3 separate regions of the Homo sapiens genome follow, and all the other regions are linked to region 1. Evidence: chromatin loops called from intact Hi-C (ENCODE). Cell type or tissue: endothelial cell of umbilical vein. All regions are shown on one strand.

Evidence for each region. A loop is a pair of places that touch in the nucleus more often than their neighbours do. Peaks named below come from ENCODE experiments on the same cell type or tissue, not always from the same donor. Only the 100,000 strongest peaks of a DNase experiment are listed, where the experiment ranks them.
Region 2: a loop joins it to region 1, with 18 times the contacts of the local background. A loop is called at or near these places in 44 of 110 quality-filtered maps.
Region 3: a loop joins it to region 1, with 16 times the contacts of the local background. A loop is called at or near these places in 16 of 110 quality-filtered maps.

What each region holds. Positions count from the first base shown.
Region 1 is chr18:54,979,050-54,987,049 of GRCh38, forward strand. No RefSeq gene overlaps it. Among named protein-coding and RNA genes, the nearest start is that of CCDC68, 24 kb to the left of the region's middle. In endothelial cell of umbilical vein, a CTCF peak has its summit at 4,265 (motif pointing left); a DNase peak (open chromatin) is centred at 4,202.
Region 2 is chr18:54,554,666-54,562,665 of GRCh38, forward strand. No RefSeq gene overlaps it. Among named protein-coding and RNA genes, the nearest start is that of DYNAP, 33 kb to the right of the region's middle. In endothelial cell of umbilical vein, a CTCF peak has its summit at 4,508; no DNase peak of the experiment used is centred here.
Region 3 is chr18:54,388,324-54,396,323 of GRCh38, forward strand. No RefSeq gene overlaps it. Among named protein-coding and RNA genes, the nearest start is that of C18orf54, 34 kb to the left of the region's middle. RefSeq lists an enhancer at 4,462-4,531. In endothelial cell of umbilical vein, a CTCF peak has its summit at 4,416 (motif pointing right); DNase peaks (open chromatin) are centred at 618 and 4,408; H3K27ac peaks cover 1,107 bases.

The sequences.
Region 1 (8,000 bases):
GGAAAAATCGTGCCTATAGACTTGCTCGACACAGGGTTGCCACAAGCTTCAATTTGTACAAAACACAGTAACTACGAGATACAATAAAGCAAAGCACAAGAAAACGAGGCACACCTGCACTTATATCAAGCCACTTTCCTTGAAAATGAAGGCTATAGGATTTAAGAAAGCAATCCTAAGGAAATGTTATTCTCTATGGCACTTAATGATTTTAGAAGTATATTAAACAATTTCTTAAAGGGTCTTTTCCAACTTTGTGTTTGGTAAACTTTTGTGTGATGGAAAAACGTGTCCAAAGCGAAGATTCAATGGACTCACACATTTCAATCATTTACCTTACATTGGATGGCCAACAGGCTCTCTGTAAGTGGTGTGTTATTTTTGTCAATGGGGTTTCCATTCAGATGGTTTCCCGGGAGCAATGACACAGGAGTGGGGAGGGTAAAGGCAGGGCTAAGGGTTCAGGAAAAGGAAAAATCACACAGTACAGCTAGCCTGGGAACTAGTCCATCTGTGGTCAAAGAACAGCCAGGGGCTCCTACCAGGTGACTAATCTATGGTCAGCCCATGTCTTCAAGTTTAGGGTCAGGCTATTGTTTCAAGCAGCATTGTTGAATAAGGCAGCCAGGATCCACCTGGGACAGGTGAGCTGCTCTAACCCTCAGAAAGGCTGACTTGGATTTTGCCACATGGCAGCAGCCATTTTCCAAGAGAACAATCCCCAATGCAAAGCATTTTTAATTTGTTTTTATTTTTGTTTAGTGCTGTTGTTGTTGCTTTGTTTTATTTATTTTTTAAATTGGCAAGTAAAACTTGTATGTATTTATTGTGTATAATATGTTTTGAAATACTGTAGATATACATTGTGGAATGGCTAAATTGAGCTAATTACCGTATGCATTACCTCACATACTTATCTTTTTTTTTTTTTTTTTTTTTTTTTTTTTTTTTGCAGTGAGGGCACTTAAATCTACTCTCTCATCAATTTTCAAGAACACAATACTTTACTATCAACTACCATCACCATGTTGTACTATAGTTCTCTTGAACTTACTCCTCTTATCTGGCTGAAATTTTGTATCCCCTTCAAGCCTCTGCTTCTGTAACATTTACCAATGTCTCATTGGACAAAGCAAACCACATGGCCAAGCCCAGAGTCAATGCAGGGGGCGGCCACACAAAGACATGGATACCAGGAGGCATAAAACTGTCAGATTTTACCATCATAATTTACCACAGTTAGCCATGTCAGGTAATGTACTGACTAGAGAGCAGGATATAAGCAGGGGAATAGTAGGAAATACTACATGAAAAGTAAATCACCATTATATTTTGGGAGGCTTGAAACTCCATGGTGAGAAATATACATTTAATTTGTCAGGTTCATAAGGAACCACTGAATGTTTGCAGTAGAAAAGTTCAATATGTGTAGGCCAGGTTAGTTGTTTTTTGTTTGTTTGTTTGTTTTGTAGTTTTTGAGACAGGCTGTTGCTCTGTCACCCAGGCTGGAGTGCAGTGGTGTGATCTCAGCTCACTGCAACCACCACCTCCCAGGTTCAAGTGATTTTCCTGCCTCAGCCTCCCGAGTAGCTGGGACTACAGGCATGTGCCACCACGCCCAGCTAAATTTTGCATTTTCATTACAGACAGGGTTTCACCATATTGGCCAGGCTGGTCAACTCCTGACCTCAAGTGATACGCCCGCCTCAGCCTCCCAAAGTGCTGCTGGAATTACAGGCGTAAGCCACCGTGCCCAGCCTAAGCATCTTGATTTTAAATAAACACACCTAAAAGAGCATAGTCTAAAGTGTCCAGCTTCAGTTCTTTTCAAGAAAAGTGAGGACATAAACATACTTGGGAGGAAATCTAAGTACAGGACACTTCTAGATTTTCATTGATTTTTCGAATCCATTGTTTTCTTACCATTTCCTATTTGGGGAGCAAAATCTTTTTTAGCAATTTATCCTTGGGTCCTTTTCAAAGCATTCAACTTATTTTTCATAAAAACAATTATTCTTTTTTGTCCTACTTCATCAGTTCACAAGATATTCAAGTAAATTATAAAACTAAAATGTAGAGTAGAACTGGTACACATCAGTTTGGGGAAAGCATGTAATTGATGGTTAATAAACACACAACCCAGTCATGTGAGAAGAGGATCTGGGGTTCCAGAGAGTTAGCGTACTAGCTGTGGGATCCAGAGGCAGTGAGCATCACTCACAGATGTTATCAATGGCATCCATGCCATGGACACTAGAGATTAATTTCAGAGAGCCAGTTAAATGGGAATCAGATGAAGAGTTTCTTTTGTAGATTTTGTGCTAGCTTGAAGGATAGCAGGATGGTAACAAATTGGTAGTGCTGTGAAACATGTTTACTGGCTATTTGAAAGATCATTAATTAGCAATATTAAACCATATGGGGTTTTGTTTAGGTTTTTGGTTGTTGTTGTTTTACATGTACAAGTCATTTATTTAGTAAACTTAAATTCCAGTGTGTACTCTAGGTAAACTTTCTTCTTTTATTTCAAATTTCCTGTAGCCTTCTTTTCCATCATTACCACATGTGTTACAATGTTTATTTATTGTCTGTTTTCTATTAGAATCTAGGAGCAGTTGTGGGGTCAGAGACTATGCCTATTTGGATCACTATTGAATTTCTAAGGCCCACATCAGAGAGTCAATAAATATTTGTTTAATGAACAATTATATACAGTATTTTGTCCTTTCTAGGGCCAAGTTTCCAGTTATTGGCAACTATAATAGTTCTAAACCATCTGTTTACTAACAGTGTGCTTTCTGCAAAACAAACAGATAAAACCCCATTATATAACATTTACAGATATTTATGTCTTATCACAAGGTGATTTTCAATATAATTGGAAGGGTATGCTGAGACAATCCTCCTCAATAATCTGTGTTGTAATCAATATGCCTCCTTTCCTACTATGGAGCCCCCTACCACTAAGAACAACAGACATTTAAATGTTGCTTTAAAATATGACTTTGAAAATGCTAATTTTATAATAAGCCTGAGGTTAATTTCCAGGCAGTAGCTGGATCATTAATGACAGTTTTAATTAAAAAGTAAAAGCTTAACATGTGTAGTGATCAGTAATATATCATTATTTTACTATAGACAGTAAGAATTCATAAGAAATGCCTATAGACAGAACTTGTTCTGGAACTTTATTTGTTAATATCAACTATTTACCCTTTTATTTTATGCTTTTAATAAATATAAATGAACAATAAAATGTATCATGGCATTCTCAAAGACCTCTCAATCATGTACCAAAATATTTATTATATAAGATAACATAACATTTTATCATACAAATCTCTCATGTGTCTTTATAGCGGTTTTATTATCTAACTGTGCTCCACATAACAATCCCCTCTTCAGGCTGGAGTTCTTCAATCCTAATTCACATCACTGGGAACCTTTTCTTACCACCTCTCTTCCTCGTCCACAAATTCTTATATTTTTACTCCTTGCTGTCACATAACAGTTGCATCCCAAAGCCTCCTTTTATGTCAGAGTCATCCATTTATTCTTCCTTCATTCCTTATCTACATTTCTCCAAAAAAACACACTTTAAAGGAATAGCAAGGAAAGTAAAGTATATGTTCATTTTAGAGAGATTACTTTGAATTTTCTGAAAAATCCCAGCCTGGTAGAACACAAGGTTTGTGTCCCATGTGCGGTTGCTGGCATTTTTGGTTTTGGGGTCTGCATCGAGACTTTGATTTAAGAACATAAAATGCATAAGAAAAAAAAAATTTTATCCTTTCTTTCCCCAAGTCGTTAATATGATGCCAAATGACCAGGTCATGCAATGAGATTTTTTTTGAATCGTGACAAACATCTAAATCCTTCATCCTTTGTCAGGTAATCAATGTGTTAAAACATTTAAAAATCAAATAGGAGCATAAGAATAAAAAACAGAGAAATCCTCAAGTGTGATATTTAACATCATATTGTTCGTATGATACAAGGATAACCATTCAAACAATGTGAATAACAAATATGTTATTTTTAAAACAAGAGCCCACTAACTGGAGCTTTTTTTTTTTTTAGTTGAAATAATGACTGTAGCGAATCTGGTTTTGTTTATGATAAAATTGTTAAGTATCAGATAAGGTGAATGTGGTTTTTCAGGATCCCTGTTAGAAATTTAGACAGTGCGGACAGTAAATATGACAACATGTTGCCACCTAGTGGACATTTCATAAAACGTCTAGACATCCAGGTTCCTGAAACAGTGTACGTATTTAGGATCCTGGAGTAGGGCTGAGGGGATCTTCTTAGATATTGTCTGTAGGGCTGTCTTGTTTCACACGATTAGTCTTGGCTCTAGATGTATCAAAATTTTAACTGTAAACTCAAGGACTGAAATCAGAATGTAAAATGCCTAACGTTTATTGAGCATCTATTTTGTACTAAGCTGTGTGCTAAAAGCTTTAGCTGGATTATCTCATATGAGCCTCACAGCAACCCTGTTACTACATAACCACCCGCCCTTCCTGCAGATTAAGAAACCAAGGCAGGGGCCGATTAAGTGACTCACCCAAAGTCACTGGGCCCCAAGCTGTGGAACTGAGGCATGAATGGACTACCTGCCTTCGGAGCCCAGGTCCTCGTCGGAGCAGAAACCTTCCTCAGTTTATCACAGGCAAAACATTGGGACTGGACTTCACTGTATTAAATATGGCACGTTGGGGGTGGGGGGTGATATTAAGTTCTTTACTGAATGCGTATGATCCTCGGAAGTGGCTCTAGGCTTCCAAGAAAGAAAACAAGAGGGCCAGTGTGTCCTCTCTGCTAGACTGAAGACAGCAGACACTCTTGTGGGGGGGATCTGGGCAGCTCACTCCTTTACTCCTGCCTGACAAAGCATTGCCCATTTCCAGACTCGAACTTCAGTGGTCACTGTTTAAAGGATAAAACACTGTGATCTGGGAGGGCAACCCAGAAGCTGTGAATATTTGATCTAATTAACCTATTTCTGCCTGTCATTTCTGAGAAGGACCAGCACCTCTTGATGCAGTAATAGAAAGAGTTGTACTAAGAACTAGTAAATAAAAGAATTGTCCACAAAATTGGAGCTGGAATTTGCACATGGAATGAAGAAAAGAGAGATTGTACTTTCCTCCAGTGCTCCGCCACCCATATGCCCAAGCTTGAATTCGTAGTTATATTACAATGAATATTTCAGTCATTTAAAAGCTCCTTACCCTCTCCATAAGCCAACCATTCTGCCCATACAGGCTCCTAAAGATGCCAAAAGGGCATTTTTAAAAGTCTCTGGGCCCTCTGATGCTAGCACGATTCCAGGATCATGGTATTTATTCAATAAATGATTGTTGGATGACTAAAATGCAACTCGGGATATCTAAAGTTAAATCCCTAAATATACAATTTAATGGTATGCTGGGCTTCACAAGTCCATTTTTGCTTAGCATTTGAAATGATGTAGGTGATGCTTTCCAAGATTTTGTGATATTGACTGGTAATTTATATCACCAAACAAAATTCGCAATTTGGAAATAAATAACTGGGTCTATCCTGATGAGGAATAATTACACTATATATACAAAATTTTAGGTTAATAAAATGGAAATGTAATTTAAAGGAGAAATGAAAACAAACAGACGTTAAGAGTCACCAACCTTCTTGGAAATCAGAAATCTGTGAATCTCCGGATATGCTTATATTCTTTGAAAAGAAGAGTCTAGTTTTTCCACTGAATCCACAAAGCTAGATTCTAGTATTCCTTAATACAGGAAATCTCTGTTTGAATATCTAGCAGATTGCTCAACCTTAACATGTTTGAATTGGAACTCCTATTCTTTCTGCCATGTTCTCTTCCTCCCAGTTTTCCCACCTCAGGGAAGGACAACTCCCTGCTTCTAGTTCTCAGGCCCAAAGCCTTGAAGTCATTTTGACTTCTCTCATGCACCACATCCCACCCATCAGCAAATTATTTTGGCTCTTCCTTTAATGTATACCAAGAACCCACCCTTTCTCACAGCACTGTGGTTGGGCCATCCCGTGTCACCTGGATTCCTGCAGTGGCCTCCACACCATCCCACCCCCAGCAGCCCATCCTAGGAAGAGGCATGACCTTGTAGTTTTGACGTAGATACTTTTAAGAATGTGACTCAGCTATCAGAGTGTGGCGGCTTTCATGCTCAAAGCCCTCCAAGGGCTCCCATTTTTTCTCCAAGGACGAAGTACCCATAATGGCCTTCATGGCTTTAGACAGTTTTGACCCCGCTACCTCTCTGACTTTTCTTATTACTCTTCCACGCCTGTCCCCACCTTGTTCTTGGTCCACACTGGCCTGTGCATTTCTTTAGACAGGAGGCAAGATCCCATGTCAAAGCCTTTACTCAAGCAGCTTCCCTTTCTGCCTCTCTTCCTCGCACCTCCACAGAAATTTCTCACCTCTAAGCCTTTCTTTAAATGTCATCTTTAAATTGTAACTGTCCCCCAACCTCCCCTGAGGCACTCCCCATGCCCCTTACTCTAGTTATTTTTCACTTTCCAATAGCATGTGTGATCTTTCAGCATATTATATGATTTACTTAGAATGCTTATTGACCATTATCTCTCTCCTTCTACTGTAAGCTTTCAGAATAGAGGAAGTTTTTTTGTGTTTTGTTCACTGATATAGTTCTAATACCCAAAAGAGTGTCAGACACACAGTAGTCACTAAATAAATATTTTTGCATGAATGAATAGATCAGTCCAGCCATTCAAGACATTTTAATAGATACAAATGGCATCATATCTCAAATAGGAATTACACTACTTTTAATTGTGCTGATTTTCTTATTTCCCCCAAGTTACCTAAAAATATAGTGTAACTGGCATGCCCACTTTAATAAAACATGCCATGTGCGCTTCATTTTACTTCTGACTAATCATTTGAGTCTTAAAAAGAATTTCCTGGCCAGGCTCGTGGCTCACGCTTATAATCCCAGTACTTTGGGAGGCTGAGGTGAGTGGATCACGAGGTCAGGAGATCAAGACCATCCTGGCCAACATGGTGAAACCCCATTTCTACTAAAAATACAAAAAGTACCTGGATGTGGTGGTGCATGCCTATAGTCCCAGCTACTCAGGAGGCTGAGGCAGGAGAATTCCTTGAACCTGGGAGGTGGAGGTTGCAGTGAGCCGAGATTGCGCCACTGCACTCTAGTCTGGGTGACAGAGTGAGACTCCATCTCAAAAAAAAAAAAAAAAAAAAAATCAAAGGACTTGAGGCTCATAGTCTTCTTGCAGCCAGCCCATGACTTATATATACATCACCCTTTTGTGGTATGTTTGTCCTTCACAAGCATCCAACAGAGACATCCTCTCCTCTCCTGTCTCCTCAGATTTCTCTTTAAATAACTTCATTTCCTTTGAAACCTGCCCTGATCCCACAGTTTAAATTCATTTCAATTCAATAAAGAGAGTTAAGAAAGGCCTGTGTCATAAAGAGTATGATTTACTCTTATGTTGAGCCACAAAACTGATACAAACTTGTAAACTAAAGGCCTGGCTCTTAAGAATTTATGATACAGTTGGACCAGCATGCATGAGCCCACAGTAAACAGGACAAGATAGAGTGGATTTGGAGCTAAATCCAATGGTGTAGACACGGAGCGCTAGGGAGGAAAAGTACAGCGATTAAGGAGACACAGTTCCTGCCCTGAAAATTAGCCACTGCCCCAGTGGATTTTGGAATTGCAGTGCTAGTAAATCACGTTTAAGTCTAAGCTAAAAACACCATTCCTCCATGAGGCCTTGAGTTGTTTCTCCAGCCTCAGATACAACTGTGCCCTGAATTCTTAGAACACTCAGAATCTGTACCACATAATTGAACATGTAATTGTATTTTTTCTAGTAATGCTTGCTGGTTTTTTTTTTTTTTTTTTTTCAGGATGGCTAGTCTTCTACTTCAACCAGATTGCAAACCCACTAAGGCCTGGGAACATATATGTCTGCAT
Region 2 (8,000 bases), 420 kb before region 1:
CCAATTCAGCTACTTACCCAGGAATGGGGCCCAGGTTCAAGACTGCTATCTACCATCCTAGCAGCAGGGGGGAAAAAAACCCTCAAATTCACCTTCCCTATTGGAAGTGAGCTGAAACTCCAGAAAGCAGTTGCCTCCTCTCTATTGCCATGGAAGCAGGAACAAGCGCCTTCCTTGTTGGAAGTGAGTAAAACTCCAGAAAAGGAGCTGTACAGCTAAATAAACTTTAAATCTCAACCAGATTTTGGGAGATTGGGGATTCTATGGAGAAGGGAGCTCCCAGGCTCCAGAAAATTGTCCTGTTGTTTTGAGCAATAAAGATAGCTCAAGCTGGTGCCAGGCACTGACAGGAAATTTGTCAAAGGTCAGGAGCACCTCTGCTCAGAATCCCTTTGAGGTTGCCAATTTGTAAACCAAAAGTATCTGAGACAGGTCTCAATCAGTTTAGAAAGTTTATTTTGCCAAGATTAAGGATGAGCTTGTGACACAGCCTCAGGAGGTCGTGATGACATGTGCCCAAGGTGATGAGGGTAGAGCTTGGTTTTATACATTTTAGAGAGACATGAGACATCCATAAACATATGTAAGATGTATATTGGTTTGGTCCAGAAGGGCTGGACAACTCAAAGCAGGGGCTTCCAGATCACAGGTAGATTGAAGGATTTTCTGATTGGCAATTTGTTGAAAGAATTATTATGAATAACAAGGTCTGGGGCCTGTAAATCCCAGCTACTCAAGAGGCTGAGGCAGAAGAATCCTTGCACCCAGGAGCAGAGGTGGCAGTGAGCCAAGATCGCACCACTGCACTCCGGCCTGGGCAACAGAGCAAGACACTGTCTCAAAAGAAAAATAAAGAAAGGAATGCATGGGTTGTGATAAGGGATTGTGGAGACCAAGAATTTATCATGTAGATAAAGCCTCCAGATAGTAGGCTTCAGAGAGTAAATGTTTCTTATGACTTAAAGAGTCTCTTCTCAGTCATTCCAAAAGGAAGGAGGTTATAATGAGGCATGTCTAGCTGCTCCCCTTCCCATCATGGCCTGAACTAGTTTTTCAGATTAACTCTGGGATGCCTTTGCCAGGAGGAGAGGTCTATTCAGATGGTTGGGCAGCTTAAAATTTTATTTTTGGTTTGCAAAGCCATCCATTGAATTCTTAATATTATTTTATTTTCAGTTTTATAATTTAAATTTTTAAAATAGTTTTATGTTTCTGCCAAATTCACCTCCTTATCTTTAATTTCCTGAACATGTTAATCATAAAGATTTTCAAGTCATATCTGAAATTCCAGTACCTTTATTCCTGTGTGTCTGTTTTTTTGTATATTTTCTTTCTCTTGTTTTTCATACAAATGTTATTTTCTTACATGCATAGTAATTTTTGCCCAATATTTTTTCATGAAAAATTTATAGAAATAATTTGAGAATCTTAGAAGGATTCTCTTTCTCCAGAAATGATCTACATCCACTTCTGGCAGGCAGCTGGGTTGGAGGTGGATCACCTTAATTCAATGAGGTGTGGAAATGACTCAAACTTGAGGTTTCCTGCTTGTGAGGGTCAGTTTGTTTCCAATTCATCTCTACCCTAGTCAGAGACAGTTCTTTGGATCCCAAATAAATACCTGTAATGTTTATCAAGACCCCTCCTTTTGCATGCAGAATTTAGAATAGAAGCTCTATGAGGGCAGGAATCTTTGCAATTTTATTCGTTGCTCAAAATTCTGGTCAGGACCTGGAAGATATAGGCATCCAATAAATATTTCTTGAATTAATAAATTGATAAACGAACAAGATATAAATTACAGTAACCAGGGGATATCAATTCCTATAACAAACTGATGAAATTAAAAATCTGACAATACCTAATTTTTAGCAAGTAGGTATAAAACTGAGACCATTCCTACAAGAATGTACACAGGTAGTTTTAGAGCTTGATTTGGCAAAACGTGGCAATTGAAGATGCACATACACTTGAATCTAGCAAATCCATTCTTAGATATATAGTTTAGAAACATTTACATTCTGTTCAATGTAAAATTCTTTCTGTCTGTTCTTATATTTGAAATATTTCTTTATTTTTTAAGACAGCATGGTTGGGACATAGTAAGTATATAAATGAGTGAACAATGAAGCTTGACAGGAGAGCAGGGGTTACCCCCCTCTTAAGGTCTTACAGGTCATTCTAAGTTTTAGTGATTTCCCCTCTGAAAAGGAAATGCCATTGAGGTGTTCTGAGCAGGATAGTGGCATATTTGCTTTCATTTTAGATCAACAGTGTGGATGCTGTGTGGAAAAGGGTTTGGGGGATTGTAGAAGTGGAAATAGGGAAGACAGTTGGGAGAGTTTGCAATGGATTTGGTAGGAAGGGAGGGTGGGTTGGGTGAAAAGACTCAACATAGTGCCTAACATGCAGTGAGTGATCAATACCATGAATATTACTCTTATTGCTCAGACAATCCAGGGATATACAGTCATTTGTCCTTTACTGAGAATGGAACCCCAACCCTCAATATTTTATTCACATACAATGACCATGCTGTTTTCTTGAAGTTATGTCTTATCTCTTCTAGATTTAAAATCAAAGTTCTCATCATCTGCTTTCTCACTTTGTACATTGATACCATTTCTCTACATTTTCACAACAGCCTTTCTGTATACCTGGCCCTATCTTTATAATTTCCTTCAATCTTATAGCTCCTCTGCATTGTCTTAGCTGCTCTCGCCTTCTCTAGTGCCCTTCTTCCTCACCTTTTCTAACCTGTGTACATCAGGACCTTTAAGATCTGATTCTCTTCTCCATGCTGTGACCAGCTTCTTTGCTCAGAGATTATTTTCTTTGCTTTCTTACACGTTGAAAATCATCACTCCAAATATGTTTATTTCCAGCTCCATCCCTTGGGCCCTGCCTGAGCCTCTCTCAGGTCCTCATGGCTGAATCCACCAAACCCCCTCACCTGTAACCTCTCTCTTGCCCCAGCGTCTGTCCTAGTCCCAGGCAGAACTGGGTCAAAGAAAATAATTATATTAGTGCTACTGCCCCTTATCTTCTGCTGTTGGGCAGGGGTGCTTCATACTCATCTTCTGCCACCTTCAACTCAGATTAGGTGGCAAATCCCATACTCTGACCACTGTGACAGCACAGTCCTACCCTGACATTCTGCTCAAAACTTTCCTTGCTGTGGCCCTGAGTGGGGGCTGAATGTCCCAATGCTGATTCCTGATTCCTGCAGTCCCACTGTGATTGTAGGGTTAGAGCTGTCCCCAGCTCCCACAGGACCTCAGATTGGACAACTCCATCATGGCCCTGCAGCTTTTAATCCCTTTTCTGTGAGCTAGTTTGCAGCGTCTGATAATTAGAGGATCCCTTTTGTATTGCTGATGAATATCTGGTTGATTCCCACTCATTTCCCAAGAGTGCTTACAGCCATACTTTGTTCTTTTCAGGCCTCACCCCTGGAGACTAGGTCTTTTCCATAAACTTTACCTCCAAATGCTAAAGACCTGCTGACTCCTACAGACCTTAACTAAGACTGCAAGACCTGCAGAGCTCTTGATAGATTCATGATTCTTGTACTCGGTGAGAGGATGGGCTTCTCCAATGGGGATGCCTTAGTGCTGATCATCTGTTTAAATCTGGGTTGGAGATTGGAGTGTTTGCATGGATAGGAAGCCTGGCATCTTCAATTAGATTTGCTAAGCCATTGCTACTACTTACAGCCTGGATGCCTGCAACTCCTGCCCCATGGATGTTCTATTTCCAGCCCTCAACACTACCTCTGTTTTGCTGCCCTGTCTTGTGTTAATAACATCTAGGCATCCCTGATGCATTTGAAGATAAGTCACCAGTATCTTTATTTTTTTTTCAGTGTTTTTGTTTGGTCCCTTTGAATGATTCACTTCTAAATGTCTTTCATTTCTAATTCACTTTTCCCATCTCCCCTCAATATACTTTTCAAATATCAACTTTATGGAGATATAATTCACATATCATAAAATTTGCCATTTTACAATGTATACTTTTTCTTCTCCTATTATTAACAAAGGTGTACAATAATTATAGAATGACCTTAATTAAATGATTGTTGGATAAGTGAGGTAACCTCAGATTCACACACTAAACTTAGCTTGTGAGTCATTGAGTGTTTCTTTAAGAGTTGATGTCTCATCAACACATGGGGATAATAATCTTTCCTTCTTAGAGGGGTTATAAGAATTAAATTATGAACAGAGAGGTGCACCTACTTGTTAAGCACATATCTTTTTATAGTGAATTTATTCATTCTGAATGAGGGAGTAAAAGACAATATTCTATTGATAAAAACACATTTGACATTTTTAATCTAATGTAATGTGGAATTAGACAAATTACTCATATGGGTCAAAATGTATTTTTCAGCTGCTTGTTTCCATTTTGAGTGGTGCTAATTGTTATTATTACAATTGTAATAGTACTGGCAAGTGTGGAAAATGCTGCCCAGGTGTTAACACCCATTTAGGAGGCTGCAGTAACATTTTGCAACAACAGATGGTGCTATTCATTTCCTTACCTCTTCCCCATTAAAAATAACTGACTTAGGTAAAAGTCAAATTGTAATTTTTTTTTGTAAGAAGTTTTTTTTTTTTTAAAATTTGAGTAATGAGGGGGCATGTTTGTGGTGCTAAAATAAGAACTACCATTTAGAAGAATTTTTAAAATTTCAACTTTTATTTTAGATACAGGGGATACACGAGCAGGTTTGTTACACAGGAATATGGCACGATGCTGAGGTTTGGTGTATGGATCCTGTCACCCAGATAGTGGGCATAGTACCTGATAAATACTTTTTAAACCCACAGCCCCTCCCTCTACCATATAGTAGTCCATTGTTTCCATATTTATGTTCGTGTGTGCTTAATGTTAGCCCCCACTTGTAAGTGAGAAAATGCAGCATTTGGTTTTCTGTTCCTGCATTAATTTTGCTTAAGATGATGGTCTCTAGCTCCATCCATGTTGCAGCAATGGACATGATTTCATTCTTTTTATGGCAGCATAATACTCCATGGTGTATATGTACCACATTTTCTTTATCCAGTCTATCATTGATGGACACCTGGGTTGATTCCATATCTTTGCTATTGTGAATCATGCAGTGGTGAACATATGAGTGCATGTGTAGAATAATAATTTGATTTATTTTGGGTATCTCTCTACAAAACAGAACCCGGGGCAATAAGTTAAAGTTACTGAGAAGACTTTGACTCAACATAGAGAAGAATGATCTAGTAGTGTAGGTCAACTCAAGAGAAAATGTTGTACTCTAGAAAATGAATGAGCTCCTGGTCATTGTAAGTTGACATAGAGTCTGGAAGATAGAGTTCACTTTTGTTCATTGGAGTTTGATCATATTTCTAGGTCCTTGTATCTAAAATATAATTGCATACATTTTTTAAAAGCAGACTATTATCCATAATATAATACAACTACTTTGAGAGGCTGAGGCAGGCAGATCGCTTGAGCTCAGGAGTTTGAGACCAGCCTGGGCAACATGGCAAAACGCTGTCTTTACAAAAAATACAAAAAACTAGCTGAGCATGGTGGTATGTGCCTGTAGTCCCAGCTACTCAGGAGGCTGAGGTGGGAGGACTGCTTGAATCCAGGAGGTTGAGGCTGCAGTGAGTGTGATCATGCCAACTGTACTTCAGCCTGAGTGATAGAGTAAGACCCTGCCTTAAAAAAGAATACAACTACTGTTACTTAAAAGAACTTTTACATTTGTAATCAAAAGTCAATTATTATATGTATTACCAACTGCATTAAGACTAGAATGTAAGCTCCAATAACACAAGTACTTAATCTGTTTTATTTATTGCTTTGTAGATCATTATTTCTCAGAAAAACCTGACTTGTATTACATTTTCAATAAACATTTTCTGAATGAATGAAGAAAAGACACTATCATTAAAAATGCATTTGGCATTTTTAATCAATCATTCAAAACATTTTTCAGCTGCTTGTTTCCATTTTGAGTAGTATTAATTATTATTATTACAAGATACTATCTAATTTATTTTTCATTAATTTTAATCTGTTGAAAGGACATTCTGTCACTGGTATTAGAAGTTGAGTAAAATAAAGAACCACTCTTATTCTTTATGATAATTACATAAGAGAATGTATAAAATTTTCTTTTTTTTAACTTCTACATTTAGTGATTTTATGCAAAGCACTCACTGAATTAATACCCATCTGAGAAGGTTTTTGAAATTTTTTTGCACCTCTGTGTATTTTTATGACTTTTCATACATTAAATTAATTGAATAATACTGGAAATATAGTTATCACTAATTGCACTATATTTTAAAACCTCTTGTCTGGCTTGTTAGTTACTATGCCAATCAAACAGTTAAAAAGGGAACTAAGATAATCTCTTTGCCTGAATATTGTCAAAAATCAGAGAACTGGAGCTGTCACATTGGTCTCAGCCAATGAATGAACTAAGTTGCTTTAATTATCATCAGACCATAATGAAATTTCAGCCAAGGGGTTTGTGTGTGTGTGTGTTAGTCAAAATAGAAAACAAATTGACATAGCATTAATAGATGAACCTAAAAGAGACCACCAAGTTTCTTTGGCTAAAGAATGGCCAAATATCAAAGCACTTTCACTACTTTACTAATAAGTGTTTCCAAATTCTTTTGGCAAAAAAAAAAAAAAAAAAAAAAAAGAAAGAAAAACCAGAGTGGAAGTATGTGACTGTGAAGGCGGTGGGATATGCAACTGCAAGTGGCATCATTTTCACAATCTAAGGTGCAAAAAAATCTAAGGTGCACTTTTGCCTCTGGTATTGGGAAAAGTGACAATCCTGGATTTACCCATACATTCTTTGCACATCATATTAATCTGGGTATTCTATTCTGAATAATATACTAATACCTGCATAAGAAATATTCTTTGACAATGTAGAGATCAGATGAATTTCGCAGTAACATATTTTCTTTGGTACTTCGTAATTGAGTTTTGCGACTGTGTAATCAATTAGGCATTTTGAAAGTGGAATGTGCCAGTTATTGTACAAGCATCAGAAATAATTTATTCATCTGTAGGCTATCAAAATAAGGTGTAAATACAAAAGAATGCTTGCAAAATTTTATCTATGCTGTGGTTATTGTGCCCCAGGGCCAAATTAAGATAGTATCTCCTCCCTGCTGTAATATGTTAGTGTACTACTAAAGATGTAATTCAGCTGTTATAAAAGTCTACAGTGCTGCAGTAATTCTTCTTTATGAAGGTTTTAGAGGTTCAAGCTTTTTTCACTTTGCTACTCTGTGATTCATAGGATGTTGCCTTGATCTCTTTAGTTGACTTACACTATTAGATTATTCTTCTCTATGTTGAGTCAAAGTCAACCCATAAAGAGTAAGTAAGCTGATTATCATACAATGCATTAACCATCCTCTTTCAGGAGTGACACATCATAAAGGATGGCGTCCTTCCTTCCCAGCCCTCTCCTGCTCTGATTATAGCCTCTGTCCTCTGTTTGGCTGAGCTCAAATTTCTTCATCTTTCTTAATCCTGTCACACTCATAACAGTGCCTTATTATTTTTTATAGATGAACAATCTGATTTATTATACACAGAGACATATCACTTCTTTATTCCCTATAATAGAGCATGAAGGCCTTGAGGCGAGATAGAGACCACACAACGCATGGTGATCAATTGCAAAATACTTGATCTTTCTTAACTTTGTCTTGAGCTTGGACTCTGGTATTCTGTCAGAGCATTGAGTTACTACTAATACAGAACGTGTCTTTGCATGGGGGGTTTTAAATGGTGGTTTTAGTTGCAGGCACTCCAGGATTAGCAGGAGAAAATTGGATGATAGAACTTTCTGAACAGTTATTGTGGAAAGTCTCCACACCACTTTTGGTCTCAGTAATTTTATTTCTAAAATAACTGGCAAGGTTGCTTTTGGTAAGCAATTTGTTTTCTTTTAGCTCTGATCATCTATGACCCCTTGT
Region 3 (8,000 bases), 590 kb before region 1:
GGAGGCAGGGAAGTCCAAGCTGCTGGCAGATGTTTGGCTGTCTGGTGATGGCTGCTCTCTGCTTCTAAAATGGCGTCTTAATGCTGCATTCTTTGGAGGGGGGGAACTTTGTGTCATTACATGATGGAAGGGACAGAAAGCAAAAGGGATCCACCAGCTTCCTTCACCAAGCTCTTTTAGAATGACATTGATTCTGCTCATGACTTAAATACCTCCCAAAAGTCTCTGTCTTCCAATACTGTTGCATTGGGAATTAAGTTTCCAACACATGAATTTAGGGAACACATGCAGACCACATGTGGTTTTGCATTGTGTTGCTTTTTCAAGCCTGGCTCAATGGTCACTATCAGTTTGGGTCTAATCTAGAAGCAAACCAAATAGTGATTTTAAACAAGGGAAGTTTAATAAAAAAGTTTTAAACTAGTTGAGGGAGAGTACCCAAGAAAGGGCAGACTTGGAAGAGGGAGCCCAAAGTCTGGATTCAGACCTTGTTGAAAAAAGGGTAACTGTGGCTCGCTGGATTGCAGTGAAAGTTATGGTTTGCTCAGACCAGTGCTGGCTGGTGTTTAGTTACCAGGCAAGCAGGAAGCCACAATGGTGACTCAGTGTGTGAGAATGCAGAAAGAGTTGGGGGAGGGGCACTAGTGCTGGCAGGACATCTGGAGTGTGAGGTGTCTCTTTTGGGAGGGTCGTAGAAGGTGATCACCAGCCCGGATGAGGTCTATAAAGTCACTAAGAATAATACATTACCAGAGCGTGGCTAGGGCAGAGCTGCCCCAGATGTCTTCACACCCACGCTTCTTATTGATGGTGTAGCTGCCAGAAAGCAGCAGGAGAGACCCTCTGGGGTGAATTGGGAGCTGAGAGACCGTACATTGATAACTAGTGCAGAAGCTGATCAGGTTGTAGGAAGGTTTTGATGAGAGAGCTCATCACAATGTAAATATAAAATATCTCACTCATCCTCCTTTGCCCTCCTTGTTTTGCAACATATTGCATAGCCTGTCCAAGAAATGTGGGCATATGGGTAAGGTAGTGAAAATACCAGGTCATTTAGAAAACTGAGGAACCGTGAAAACTCTTGAGCCAATATTTTCAAAATCTAATGAATGTGATAACTTCATAAAATAGTTCATGAACTAGAAATTGGGACTACTGTTTATATTCTGGAGTTACATGAATGGCACCCTCAATATAGCAGGAGCATAGAGCATTCCTTTCATTACTTTTCATCAAGATGGTCATATAGTTTTATATGAGCAATTCTGGAAGTGGAAAATTCTCTGCAGTCGGAATGCTTTGTTTCTTAGCATATACTTGCTTCAGTTAAGTCATGATTTACATTTCTGTCTTCACATTTTACTCTTAATTTTGCCTCTTAAGACAATTTCATATACATATTTCAATCTTCCTAATTTCTGTTGAAATCAACAGAAGTAATGTTCCATCCTTTAGGCTCAATGTTTCTAAATTATTTCTTTGGTAAAAGTTTTATTTCTTCTTTACCGTTTCACCTTTCTAGATGCTTTCTAGCTTTCAATTTTTTTTTTTTAATGTGGCACCAGATGTCCAGAATTCATAGAGTAGAATGTGGGGACTCTGTTTAATAGTTTATTATAGTACTTTATTCAACTAGTATTTATTTGGCTCCTGGCACTGTTCTAGGGCTGTGTGTGTCGGGGGGTGTGGGGGGTGGTGATCACAAATAAGGCGTCGCTCTATCATGAGGAACTCAGTGGAGGAAATATGTAAGTGGAGAAATGTATACTATAACCAGGTAAGTGTTGCTTCAGAGAAATGAAGATAGAACAACTGATAAAGAAGCACAGAAGATGGATCAGCTAAGTGGCCTGGGGAAAACCAGGAAAGATTTCACTCAGGAGAGGATACTTGAGTTGATATAGAAAAACAAACAGAAGTTTGCCATCAAGGAAATTGAGTAGAAGGGTGTGTGTTTTTGTTGTTGTTGTTGTTGTTTTTTGAGACAGAGTTTCACTCTTGTTACCCAGGCTGGAGTGCAATGGCGTGATCTTGGCTCACTGCAGCCTCTGCCTCCCGGGTTCAAGCGATTCTCATGCCTCATCCTCCTGAGTAGCTGGGATTACAGGCGCCTGCTGCCACGCCCAGCTAATTTTTGTATTTTTAGTAGAGACAGGTTCTCGCCATGTTGGCCAGGCTGGTCTTGAACTCCTGATCTCGGGTGATCCACCCGCCTCGGCCTCCCAAAGTGTTGGGATTTCAGGCATCAGCCACTGGGCCCAGCCTGAAGGGTGTTTTTTCTAGCCAGGAGATAATATGTGTGCAAAGATTGAGTGGTGAAAAGCCTGCTACAGAATTTGTTGAATCAGAATAGTGTGTGCTGTAAAAGAAGTCTGGGCTTCAGAATCAGCAGATTTATGATTCCACTATTTTATTAGCTCTTTACTGTGGACAAGTGTCCTGACCTTGCCTGAGCCTTTTTTGTTTTCCCTCTCTTTTTTGATATCTACTTTGCAGTTTTGTTTTGAGGATTAAATGAGAAAACGTATGCCTGGCACATATGAGCTCAGAAAATACAAATTGCCAAAGGGCTAATACATTTAGTTGAGGGAGACACTAGGAATAAGACATAAAGCTGCTTTTGCCTCTAAGGCAATAAAATGCCCTCTCCATTCTATTCTCCACACTACAGCAAGAACAATCTTTTGCAAACATGTCATGTGATGTTTATCTCTTCTTAAAATTTCCCCTGCCTTCCTTTCAGAGTAAAACGGAAATTCCTACCGTAGTCTAGAAAGTTCTATGGTATGCCAATATCTCTCAGTCCCCTCACCTTACAAAACCAGTGCATTTTCTACCACTCCATTTGCTATATAATTCAGCCATATTGGTCTTGCTCTTCTCAATTACTATGAACATGAGTGTCTGCTTTCAGAGCTTTGCACTGTTTCCTCCACCTGGATAGTCTTTCCTCAAATATTCCGTGATTCACTTCCTTACTTCAGGTGTATGCTCAAACGTCATTTACCAGAGGCCAACCCTGGCCACCACCATTGCTTACGCCATTACTCTTTGCCCCTTTCCTCCTTTGTTTTTCTTTAATTAATATTGAGGTTGGGGCCTTTGTTTGATTCACTGCTGTATCCCTAACAATTAGAAGAGCACTTAGCAGTTATGTAAAATGCTCCAAAAATACTTGTTCTCTGAATGAATGAGGCTGAGAAAGTGGCTTGGGGGCCCATCTGAGGTACTTGATATACTCAGCCAAGAATTTTAGATTTATTCTGTGGGCAGAAGGAAGGGGATTAGCATTTTTGATGCAGCCTAAAATGAATATTAATTTTTTGTTAGTCCCTATATTGATTTGTGCTTGCAGTAAGTGGAACTTTTTTTCAGATACTAAAGCCATTTTTTTTTTTCTTCTTTTTAGTAGCCAGTCCTTAAAACCTGATGCCACGGCAACAATATACTATGTTAATTTCATTAGATAGTAATGAAAGGTAGAATGAAGGCTTATTGTTTTTGTTCAGAGATAGAGCTACTCTTCGTGAGGTTTTTGTGATGTTTTAGTGTAAAACAAGTTCCCAGAATATAGTATTTTAATAATGTTAAGAGGGCTATTAATTTATTTTAGGTTGCAGTAGTAGATATTTAATTAATTGAACAATTTTTTGGGTGTGGGAGACACAAGTAAAAGAAAACAGAAATGAACACAAAGAAGTTTCTTTTGGCAGGTGGTCCAGAAGCACTGGTGACAGTGAGGAATAATATTGTTCATGACCTGGCTCATGATGGTGCCTCTAACAATTAAAAAGTCAATGCCTCTTTAAATCACAAGTATTCAATAATTTTTTAAAGAGAAACCTGGGGAAACATAAAATTTTATTCAGAAACAGATTTGCTCATTCCAAGCCAAAGCAGAATAGTTAGATATTCTATTACAAATGAGCAAAGCAACATCAATCATACCTTAATAAAATGGTTTTAAAAAAGATGGGGGAGGAAAAAATGAGCAAAGAGTAGCAGATATTTAAAAAATATAGTTCTTGTTCTCTTTCTCTCTTTCTCTGTCTCTGTCTCTCTGTGTGTGCACGTACATAGTTTTATGAGGCAGATTTCTTAGGAGGGTTTAAAATTTAATTGTAATCTTTTTCTTCTCTTATTAGCTGGAGTACGTTAGGCAAATTAAACCTCTGATCTTCAATTTCTTAAGGGGAGCTATGGTATCTATCTCATACGGTTGTGAAGATTAAGTGAGGTAATGCTTGTAAAGTGCTTACTTAGCACAGTTCCCGGAATATAATAAGTGATTTGTGTTAGTTGTTGCTGGTAAAAAGAATTATGCCAGTTCATGGTGTCAGAATTTCAGCCAGTAATGACTGCCTGTAGAAACAGAAGCGTTATTAATAGTAAGAGCTGTTATGCTTTTTTATTCCACTAGAGGGCACCTTTCTCCTTCTGGAAACCTGATGTAGACATAAAGCATTATGACTCTGGCCCCAACTCACTTCACTTCCCTTTAGCATCCTCAGCCCCAGGATTCCTGTTAGACCACTAATAACTTCACATTATGCCAGGTCTCTCCCTGGTCATCCTCCCAACACTCACATAATGGAAGGATGTTTTAGCCTTGGCATATGCTTTTTGCTAGTCTAAAGGGCGGTCCTTAAGAATGTAAAAAATGTAATAATAATTGGCTTTGGGTGTTCAGCAAGACATAAACTTGATATAGTGAGCTAGGAACAGGGATTCAAAGGAAATATCCTTATTACTTCTTACCCTGAGGCGTCCTTCTCATATGCATGATTAAATCAAGTCTACCTAGTGGACTAAACCTGTGGTGGTAGCCTCCCCAACATCTCTCCTATTTTAAGTCAGGGAAAAAAAAAAACAGAAAATGTGGGATGCGGAAAGAGGCAGGCGGGGAGCGGGGGGTGGGGGGGAAGGATAAGATACAAACTTTGAGAACATCGCTATTTATAAATGACAAATCTTGAACTGTACCTGGGAGATGAAGTCCCTGCTCTAGTTTCTGGAAAGCCGCATTCTCTATGACCCGTGATCTTAGGTTTAAATGAAAAAGTGCAAACATGGCACCAACTGTGTACTGGAGTTCCCTGGCTATTGGAAGTTCTCACTTGTTAAGAATGAGCCAAATCCTTCCACAGGCCTCCTTATCTGGGAGACGCAAGTAAATCAAGGATCTGGTTCAATAGTTTGAACAGCATCTTCTCAGGACCACACATCTCACCTTGCATAAAAAGAGGGCAAGTTAGGAATGATTTTGATGTTGACAGATTTGTAATAAAGGTCAAAACTGAGACATGACTAGAGGTTTTCCAAAAGGTAATTAAAAATGGTCAATCAGTGGTTCTTCTGGAACTAGATTATTAGCAATCTAGTAGAAATAATCATCCTTTTAATAAAGCAGGATCTACCCTGCCTGGAAGAGGAGGCTGTCAGTGCTGATTAACTCATTCTGATCATGCACCTTTCTAGATCATCGTAGGTCCTGAACCAGGAAGTGGGGAGAAGTAAGATCAAATCAGGGGTAGGTAAACTACAGTCTGACTCTAGCCTACTACCAGTTTTTGTATGGCCTGCCAGCTAAGAATGTTTTCTACATTTTGAAATAGTTGGATAAAAATTAAAAGATGTGTCATATTTTATGACAAAAGAAATTTAAACTTTAGTGTTCATAAACTTTTATTGGAACATAATCACAGTTAATCATTTATGTATTTTCTTTTCTTTTAGACAAGGTCTTGCTCTGTGCCCAGGCTGGAGTGTGATGGTACAATCACAGCTCACTGCAGCCTTGAACTCCAGGCTCACAGGATCCTCCCATATTAACCTCCTGAGTAGAGGGGACAACAGGCACATGCCACCATGCCTGGCTAATTTTTTATTTTTTGTAAAGATGGGATTTTTTCCATGTTGCCAGGATGATGTTGAATTCCTGGGCTCAAGCTATCATCCCTCCTTGGCTCCCAGTGTTGGGATTACAGGTGTGAGTGCCTGCCCAATTTCTCTCTTTCCTTTCTTTCCTTTCTTTTTCCTTCCTTCCTTCCTTTCCTTCCTTTCTTTGCTTCTTTTCTTCTTCCTTCCTCCCTCCCTTCCTCCCTCCCTCCCTCCCTCCCTTCCTCCCTCCCTTCCTACCTTCCTCCCTTCTTCCCTCTCTCCCTCCCTCCCTTTCACCCCTCCCTCCCTTCCTTCCTTTCTTTGTTTCTGACACAGTTTCGCTCTGTCACCCAGGCTGGAGTGCAGTGGCGCGATCTCTGCTCACTGCAACCTCTGCCTCCCAGGTTCAAGCGGTTTTCTTGCCTCAGCCTCCCGAATAGTTCAGATTACAGGTGCACACCACCACACCTGGCTAATTTGTGTATTTTTAGTAGAGACGGGGTTTTGCCATGTTGGCCAGGCTGGTCTTGAACTCCTGACCTCACCTGCCTCGGCCTCCCAAAGTGCTGGGATTACAGGCCACCTTTTGCACTACATTGGCAATACTGACTAGTTGCAACAGAGGCCATATATGGTATTTTCATCACTGCACTGCTGTTCCATGCACTACGAATTAAAGTGATGTGGTTATTACTTGTCAGCGTTTTGAGTTCTGCACATATAACTGTACCGTAGTGTTTCCAGAACCAAGCCGGCTCTGGCTGCATTTTCTCGAGGTCCAATAATGAGAAGCAGACAAACTAGGACAGAAGGGAATTGATTGTTGTAACTGGATACAGGGAGAAGGTCAGAGATAATTCCATCAGACCAACTCAAAGTGTTATAATTTTCTTGGTGCTTATATAGGTTGGGGTTATGTGCCTACGTGCAGTATAGCATTCGCCTAAGCCTATTGGTAACTAATTTTGTTTCAACTAGAAGGTCAGAGGCAAAAAATGCTTGCTAAGTCTGATTAAAAGGGCCCCAGTACCACCAGTACCTTCAGGCCTGTCTACTGTGGAACCGGAGTGATTATTTCTATCTTATCTCCTTTATAGCTTGGTCTGGAGAGCTGCCTTGCGCTCTCCAGTGAATCTATTCAAACAGCTGCCTCTGTTACCTTGACTCTCAGACAGATCCCGGCACTAAGAATTTAAGATTGTCTCTATTATTTTGACTTGCTCCAGGTTAGGGAGAAGCCCATGCAAGGCTCCTACTGACAATATGTTTCATTTCTAGCTTTGATGTCTGGGCACTGGTTTCCCTAGATTTAACTATTTGCTCAATGTTAAGGCAGTGCTGTGGAAATTTGTCTGTGTAACTGAAGTACTGTGTAGACCTGTCTGTGTGATTGTCGGGGGAATTGGCCTGCCACAATAGGATTTTATTTATTTGTTACTGCCAGTGCATACCCATCATGTCAAACAAGATGGGGAAAATGAACTTCAAATATCATACTTTTAGGCATGGTGGAGTGTAGTTTATTTTGTTATTAAATTAGGTGGCAAATCATTGTGTTTGTTATGCACTGACATTACAGCTGTGCTAAAAGAATACAAATATACATTACCATGACTAGGCTGAAGATCTATCACAGTATTTCCAACTCACAGGAAAGCAACAGTGAGATAAACTAGAACATTTAATAGCATCACTGTAGAATTTCTTTACAAAAATAATAAATGGAAATGAGGCCACTAAGTTTTGAGTGGCTCATTTGTGGGTCAAGTAAGGAAATCTGTTTATCAATGTTAGGTTATTTAAACTGAGTTCGACTGCAGCAACTGAAGGAATGTGTGCAGAGAAAATACACGTGTTTAAGACTATTAGCCCTTTGGGGAGAATAGTTGTTCAAAGAGTTGAAGACATTGAAAGCGACATCAATAGTCAAATAAAAAGCAGAGAAAAATTCATTTCAATGGTTTTGCTTGTCTCTTGATGAGTCAGTGATGTTACTGATACTGCTCAGTTGTTTTTTATTTAAGGAGTCAATCCCAAGTTTGAAGTGTCTAAAGAATTAATCTCTATTAATAGCCTGCAAGTTACAAGCACAGGAGGAGTATTTTTAAAGAAGTTGAGAA